Linked DNA regions of Homo sapiens: all the other regions are linked to region 3. A link is a loop called in an ENCODE intact Hi-C map of the cell type or tissue named here. Cell type or tissue: HCT116. All regions are shown on one strand. Region 1 has its middle 40 kb from the start of SPOCK2. Region 2 overlaps CDH23 (cadherin related 23). Region 3 has its middle 4.9 kb from the start of SLC29A3.

Region 1 (2,500 bases), 730 kb after region 3:
AGAGGCCGAGCACTGTGACTCACACGTGTTATCCCAGCACTTTAGGAGGCTGAGGCAGGAGGATCACTTGAGCCCACAAGTTCAAGATCAACCTGGGCAACATAGTGAGACCTCCATCTCCATTAAAAAATTTCTTAAAAGGTGGAAAACAGAAAAGTGGACCTACAGATGGAAATTATGGAAAAGGTGTTTGCTCCCACCCCTAAGACAGCTGAGGCTGAGACGAGTTAAGAGGGGCTCTCATCCGCCCATGTTGGATGAGAGTTAGCTGTGAGTTAGTTCTCTGGTGGAAAACAAAGAACAACAGCAACAATAAAAGAACAAATAAAACAATGTGTCTATCTAAAGTATTTTGGGATACAGTTATACAATGCCTGGGATTTGCTTTAAAATATTCCAGCAAAGAAACAAAAAGTACATAGAGGGACCAAGATTTGTCATGAGTTGCTAATTGTTGAAGCTAGGGGTGGGTACATGAGGGGTGTTTGTTTGTTTGTTTATCTGTTTGTTTTCTGAGACGAAGTCTTGCTCTGTCACCCAGGCTAGAGTGCAGTGGTGCAATCTCAGCTCACTGCAACCTCCACCTCCCAGGTTCAAGCGACTCTCCTGCCTCAGCCTCCCGAGTAGCTGGGATTACAGGCGCATGCCACCATGCCCGGCTAATTTTTGAATTTTTAGCAGAGATGGGGTTTCACCATGTTAGCCATGGCTGATCTCAAACTCCTGACCTCAAGTGATCTGCCCACCTCGGCCCTCAAAGTGCCGGGATTACAAGCGTCAGCCACCGCACCCAGCCATGTGTCAATTTTCTTAAGTTAATTGATTGATTCATAATCAAGAAAAGTCTTCAAATGGTTATTGTTGGCTGTTCCTTTCTTTTCCCTGTAGTATTCTTTTGCTGTTTTTGAACTTGTTTTGTCTGCCAAGGGAGCAGGTATCTTTAGTGGACAAGGGGTACCAGTCATAAAAGATTAAGAGACAATTATGGAAGAGTAAATGTTAAATAGAATGAATTTTGGTCATTAGCCTAATCCCAGACCTCCCCCGATCCCATCCACTCCCTGACTTGAAAAACCTCCGTTGGATTTCCCTGGCCACCTCCTGGGCCTGGTTGCCAGAGGCGTTTTCTGACGCAATGCCTAGCACGCCCTCTGGTGGCTACTGGCAGAAGTGCATAGGTCCGTGCTGTCTTTCTGAGCTCACAGAAGCCAAGTTTTAGAGCTTCCACTAGAGGTCACAAACTGGTTGCTCTACAGGCTGAATGCGACCTATAGATGTGCTATCTATAAAGCATGAATATAGGGACCAGGTTCTTAATATGTTACCAGCATTTAAAAATCTAGATATTTTACGTACAAATCCAGATTTCTGGCTTCTTTGGAAAGCCAAGTCTGACAATGACAGGCAGAGACCCGCACTCTCCAGTTACCCGTCTGGCCTCTGTGGTTTATGTTCAGTTTCTCCAGCACACAATCCCTGTAGTGGGCGGAATAATAAGTCCCAAATATTTGTGTCCGCCAGGAACCTTGGAATGTGACCTTATTTTAGAAATAAGATCTTTACAGATGTAATTAGTAAATCACCTGAAGATAAAATCATACTGGATTTGGGGTGGGCCCTAAATCCAACAATTTATGTCTCTATAGGAAGAGGGAGAATACCAGCTGGGTGCAGTGGCTCACATCTGTTATCCCAATGCTTTGGGAGGCCGAGGAAGGAGGATTGCTTGAGGCCAGGAGTTTGGGATGAGCTTGGGCAGCATAGCAAGACCCAGTCTCTACAGAAATTTTTAAAAATTAACCAGGCTTGGTGGCTCACACCTGTAGTCCTAGCTGCTCAGGAGGTTGAGGCAGGAGGGTCACTTGAGCCCAGGAATTTGAGGTTACAGTGAGCTATGATCATACCGCTGCACTCCAGCCTGGGCCACAGAATGAGACCCTGTCTCAAAAAAAAAAAAAAAAAAAAGAAGAAGAAAGAAAAAGAAGAAGAAGGAGGACAAGAAGAAGGATAAGGAGAAAGAGGAGAAGAAGAAGAATGAGGAAGACGAGGAAGATAGACAGGCACAGAGGAGAAGGCCATATGGAAATGGAGACAGCCTAGAGTGAGGCATCTGCAGGTCCAGGAATGCAAGGATGGCTGGCAAACACAGAAGCTGGGGACAGGCCTGGCACAGATCCTCCCCAAGAACTTCAAGAAGGAGCCAACCCCACTGACACCTTGAGTTTGAACTTTTGGCTGCCAGAACTGTGGAAGAATAAATTTGTGTTGTTTTAAACCACCCAGTGTATGGTCATTTCTCATGACAGCCCTAGAAAACCAACATGCAATCCCCAGGAAACCCTTGCCCTTCTACAACATCCCGCAAACAGGCCTCTGCTCTAAAGCCTCAAGGGAGGGAGAGCTCACATCTCCCAGCTGAGTGATGGACTAATCATTGGAAAGTTCTTTCTGCTAAACCGGTACACAACACAAACAACACAAAATCAGGCTAGAGTCTATA
Region 2 (2,500 bases), 300 kb after region 3:
TGACGCTGGACCTGGGCAGGGCCAGGTGACCAAGTCAGAGGCCACAGTGGAGATCAGGATCGCACAGGTCAATCTCATCCAGCCTCCTGCCTCCATTCAGACACTGCCATTTAAAGAGATGGCTGCTTAGGCCCAGCTCCTAAGATCCCGAGCTCCTCATAAGCCATGGCTTTTTTCTTCTCTTCTCTCCCCTGCGGCCCCAACACAGGACTAGGCCCCAAGTATGCCGCTGCCTCTTACATACTGGTTGACCCTTTGGAATTGCTGCAGAGGGAGGAAGAGAAACTTCAGGCCATCCAACAAATATATAATGAGCGCTGTTCTGGGGACTGCCAGAGATTGCAGCATGAGACCCCAGCCCTTATCCTCAAGGCCACGCTGGGTCTCCAGGCATGAGAATTAAAGAAGCGCACTGCACAGGGCAGCTGCCTCGTGAGTTCTGAGCCCAGCACTCAAGGGCTCAGAGGAGCCAGAGGTGGCAGAGCCTCCAGGCGAGAGATGCGGGTGGGCTTCCTATAGCAGGTGATACTGGACCTTCAGAAAGGGCAGTTCCCAGGCCGAGTGGGGAGCCTTAGGCTTTCCTTTAACTCTGAGTGCAGAAGAGCAGAGGCAGGACTCAGGGGCTGTTAGCCCAGCGGAGCAGACAAAGCAATTGAAAGTCATCAGCCTGTGTTCCCGCACGCACCATCGGCCACTCACTAAACTGCTTTTCGCCCAGACCCAGCTCTGCTGTGGTTCAAGATGCTGCCAGTGAGATAACAAGGGGACAAGATGTGGGAATGATGAGATTTGGCAGCAGGCAGGAGGGGCGATGCTGCAGGTGGGGCAGGGGGCGTGAAGGGGGGTAGCCTTCCAGCCTGGAGGAAGAAAGAGGTAGGGGGATAAGCCTAAGCTCCCCCTGCCCCACATGGCTCGAAGAGAGAGAACTGCCCCGCCCCAACATCAGACCTTCTACCCCCTGCTGCAGCCCCTCCCAGTCCACTTCTCTCTCCCTCTCCCTCTCCCTCTCCCTCCGACCACCTAGAAAACAGCAGAAGTCCTTTGCTTGACTCTGCGGCGCCCTCTAGCTGCCACTCAGCCTCTTGCCTTGTTTTTTACACCAAACTCTGGGCAGCAGCACCTCAGGACCTGTGCTCACTGTCCCCACATCCCTGCCCCACCGTCCCTCAGTATCTTAAAGTCTGACTCTGGGGACATCTGAAGACCCAGTCAGTGGCCTTTGCCAGACCTTCCTCTTCCTGAGCTCTCTGCTCTATCTGACCCTGCAGACCGTCTCTTTCTCAAGACTGCCTCCTTCCCTGACTCTGGGCACCCGGCACTAGGCTGGTTTCCCATCTACCTCTCTGGCCATTGCTTCTCTGTCTCCTTCACTACCTTCTAAATATTCCTGGTTATACTCGTCCAATTATACATGTGCCATAAACAGCAGCCTCGCCTGGTGCGCTTTTTCCCAGTGTCTGACGAACGTCACCAGCCCCATTGTGCTGACAGCTCTTGTCTCTTGCCTTACCTTCCCCCACCAGTCCCCATGGTAGGCCACCTCCCCAGCTACCTGGAAGACATCGCAACATGGACATTCTGCTGCTATGTAAAACTCTACCATGGAGGAATTTATCTAGAACTTTCCAGAATGTGTAAGGACTCCCCCGTGTGTGTGTGTGTGTGTGTGTGTGTGTGTGTGTGTGTGTGTGTGAGAGAGACAGAGAGACGAGAGAGAGAGAGACGGAGTCTCACTCTATCACCCAGGCTGGAGTTCAGTGGCATGATCTTGGCTCACTGCAACCTCCGTCTCCCAGGTTCAAACAATTCTCCTGCTCAGCCTCCCGAGTAGCTGGAATTATAGGCACCTGCCAGCATGCCCGGCTAATTTTTATATTTTTAATAGAGATAAGGTTCACTGTGTTGGCCATGCTGGTCTTGAAATGCTGACCTCAAGTAATCTGTCCACCTCGGCCTCCCAATGTGCTGGGATTACAGGCATGAGCCACTGTGCCCAGCCCTAGGACTCCCTCTTGAGGAAGAAGCCACTTTGTTGACACTCCACTCTATGAAGGATGATGATCTCTTATTTGCCTCATCCTATTTCCTTGCCCCATAGCACAGGGCCAGGTGCAGAATGTGCACAAATGTGTGGAAGGCGAATGCTTGCAGGGAGAGAAAAAGAAATGTAAATCTAAGTCCAAGCTGGCCACTTGCTAGCCATGTGACCTTAGGCAAGTTATTGAGCATCTCTGAGCCTGCTTTCTCACACAGAAGATGGGATATCTTCTTATAAGGTGGTTGCAACGAATAGGTGATGTGATTGTGCAAACAGCTTAGCTCAGTGCCTGGTACATGGTAAGTGTTTGATAAGTAGTGGCTGCTACTTTTTAATAAATAGGAGAATGAAGGCTGCAATCCCCACCCCCCGACCCCTGCCCAGCAGCCTTTCACACATGATTCATTCCTCCCAGCCTCTCTCTTGCAAATCTGAAAAGGTCTTGATTCCTGGAGCTCCTAG
Region 3 (2,500 bases):
CCGAGGCCACAGCCATGGGGGGCGAGTGGGGGCGCAGCACAGAGACAAGGCATGCTCATCCTGCCCTGTCCATTTCCCAACCCACAGAATCTGTGCCATAACAAATTTTTTTTGGCACCACTACATTTGGGGGTCGTTTGTTTTGTACACATAGTAATCAGAGGAGAGCAGCTTCTGGGGCTTTAAGAGCGTTCACTTTCTTGTTCCGGGTGCTGGTGGAACAGACGTCACCATTCTGTGATCATTCATGAACTCTACACTTACGATCTGCACACTAGTCTCTATGTAGGTGGTACTTCCATAAAAAGAACCCAAACAAGGATACCAAAGAAAAACGGGGAGGGGACGTGGAGCAATTTCCCTGTTGTAACTGTGGAGCAAGAGATAGATTGGCGCTGACAAATGGGAACATCCCTAACTGGTGGACTCTGTTTTCTCCGTAAAGACCATCTCCGGGAGGGATGTGTTCAGGGCCCTGGGCCAAGTGGAGGAGGAAGATGGCAACAGTTCTTACAGCAAGCAGGAGCCAAGACACGTGGTAGAACTGCAGGGAATCCTCAGGCCCATCTGGCGTTGATAACTGTGAGTTCCAAGCAGACTCGCTGGTCTGCTGGGGACTCTCCAGTGAGGATCATTTGTCAGCTGTAGCTGGGCTCCCCCAGGGTGGGCCCACGCTGCCACGGGGAGATGAGGGACATGGGAGTTCAGGGTACTGCGAAGATGTTACTGACATGGTGAACCTTGGGATCTAAGCTGCCTGAAGATAGAAGGAAGGACATGCTTGATGGATGAAGGGAAGACAGAGGAGTCAGTGCTGGCATCTCCCGGAAGTCCAGAACGTTCCTGGAGGGAGCCACTGACCAGCACACAGCAAGGAGAGGTGGCTAGAATCAGAAAGGGGACTGGAATTCGAATCAGTGATGTGGGCCATCCGTGGTGGCTCACGCCTGTAATCCCAGCATCTTGGGGGGCTAAGGTGGGAGGATCACTTGAAGCCAAGAGTTTGAGACCAGCCTGGGCAACATAGTGAGACCCCCATTTCTGAATAAAATTTTTTTTAATTAGCCGGGAGTGGTGGCCTGCACCTGTAGTTCCAGCTACTCGGGGAGGCTGAGACGGGAGGATTACTTGAGCTCAGGAGCTGGACGCTGCTGTGAGCTACAATCATGCCACTGCACTCCAGCCTGGGTGACAGAGCAATACCCTGGCTCTTAAAAAATAAATTAGTGATGTGGAAGCAGAGAAGTTATGAGTCCGTAGTTATGGCTTTATCACCATAACTACTAACCCTATCTCTCAGAATCCTCGTGCCTCGCACGGGTATCCAGTAACCCTGGAAAGAAAGACCGTAGTGAGTGAGTGACCCCAATCTGTGAGCATTGCACTGATAGAGAAGTTCCACGAGATGGCAGCATCGGCCCATGAGCCTTATGCCTGGCGCTCTCCGCTCCGCCCGTCGCACCGCCCCCCCGCCCCAACGCCCCGCACCCTCCCCCAAAAGGAGCCTGTGAAAAATATTCTGACTCTTCCTGATTGTTATGTCGCCTGCAGGTCAACAGACCCTGGGGAAGAGAAGAAGAGGAGAGCCTGTAGGGCTCCAGTCTTAAAGATGAGGGCTTGTGTGACCCCCACTCCCAACCACTTTTCATGGAGTCTCCTGGGTGGGTTCTGGAGGCAGAAAGGCAACCATGTGAATTTTGGCTCTGCCGCTGACTAGCTGTGTGACTCTGAATGAGGTACTAACCTCTTTGTGCCCCAGTTTCCGCATAAGCTAAACGGGGCTGACAATTGCACCGACCTCATGGTGTGTGGTGGATTCTACGGGATGGGGGCGGCCGTCAGGGGGCTGGAGGCAGAGCGGGAGCTGTGTCCTCTGGCTCACCGTCTTTAACAGCAATCCATACACCTACTCTGTGCCTCCTAGAAGGCTGTTAGGTTGTTATTCTCACCCCCTTTACAGATGAGAAAACTGAGGCTTGACTTCGTAGGGCCACATAAAAAGCATCCTAGCCCAGGTCTGTCTGGCTCCAGGGCCCAGTTCTGACCACCAAGCCAAGAGGCTTCCCTATCGGCCACCCTGGCCAGCCTTGGCATCTCATCCTCCAGTTCCCTGGGCCTGGAGCTGGTCCTCTTGTGATACTGGGATGGCTTCTGCCAGCACTCAGAACCTTTCAGGGCATTTCCAAACCAAGGAGAAACAAGGTGCTTTTTCTTTTCTTTTTCTTTTTCTTTCTATCTTTTTTTTTTTTTTTTTTGAGACAGAGTCTCGCTCTTGTTGCCCAGGCTGGAGTGCAGTAGCGCAATCTCGGCTCACTGCACCCTCCGCCTTCCTGGGTTCAAGCAATTCTCCTGCATCAGCACCCCGAGTAGCTGGGATTACAGGTGCCCACCACCATGCTCAGCTATTTTTTTTTTTTTTGTAGTTTTAGTAGAGATGGGGTTTCACCATGTTGGCCATACTGATCTCAAACTCCTGACCTCGTGATCTGCCCGCCTTGGC

Evidence for each region. A loop is a pair of places that touch in the nucleus more often than their neighbours do. Peaks named below come from ENCODE experiments on the same cell type or tissue, not always from the same donor. Only the 100,000 strongest peaks of a DNase experiment are listed, where the experiment ranks them.
Region 1: a loop joins it to region 3, with 11 times the contacts of the local background. A loop is called at or near these places in 20 of 110 quality-filtered maps.
Region 2: a loop joins it to region 3, with 2.7 times the contacts of the local background. A loop is called at or near these places in 39 of 110 quality-filtered maps.

Annotation. Positions count from the first base shown.
Region 1 is chr10:72,047,544-72,050,043 of GRCh38, forward strand. No RefSeq gene overlaps it. Among named protein-coding and RNA genes, the nearest start is that of SPOCK2, 40 kb to the right of the region's middle. In HCT116, a CTCF peak has its summit at 1,182; a DNase peak (open chromatin) is centred at 1,168.
Region 2 is chr10:71,608,304-71,610,803 of GRCh38, forward strand. All of the region lies in intron 9 of CDH23 (cadherin related 23), which reads left to right. Among named protein-coding and RNA genes, the nearest start is that of CDH23-AS1, 98 kb to the left of the region's middle. In HCT116, a CTCF peak has its summit at 1,062; a DNase peak (open chromatin) is centred at 1,058.
Region 3 is chr10:71,313,070-71,315,569 of GRCh38, forward strand. No RefSeq gene overlaps it. Among named protein-coding and RNA genes, the nearest start is that of SLC29A3, 4.9 kb to the right of the region's middle. In HCT116, a CTCF peak has its summit at 1,371 (motif pointing right); a DNase peak (open chromatin) is centred at 1,402.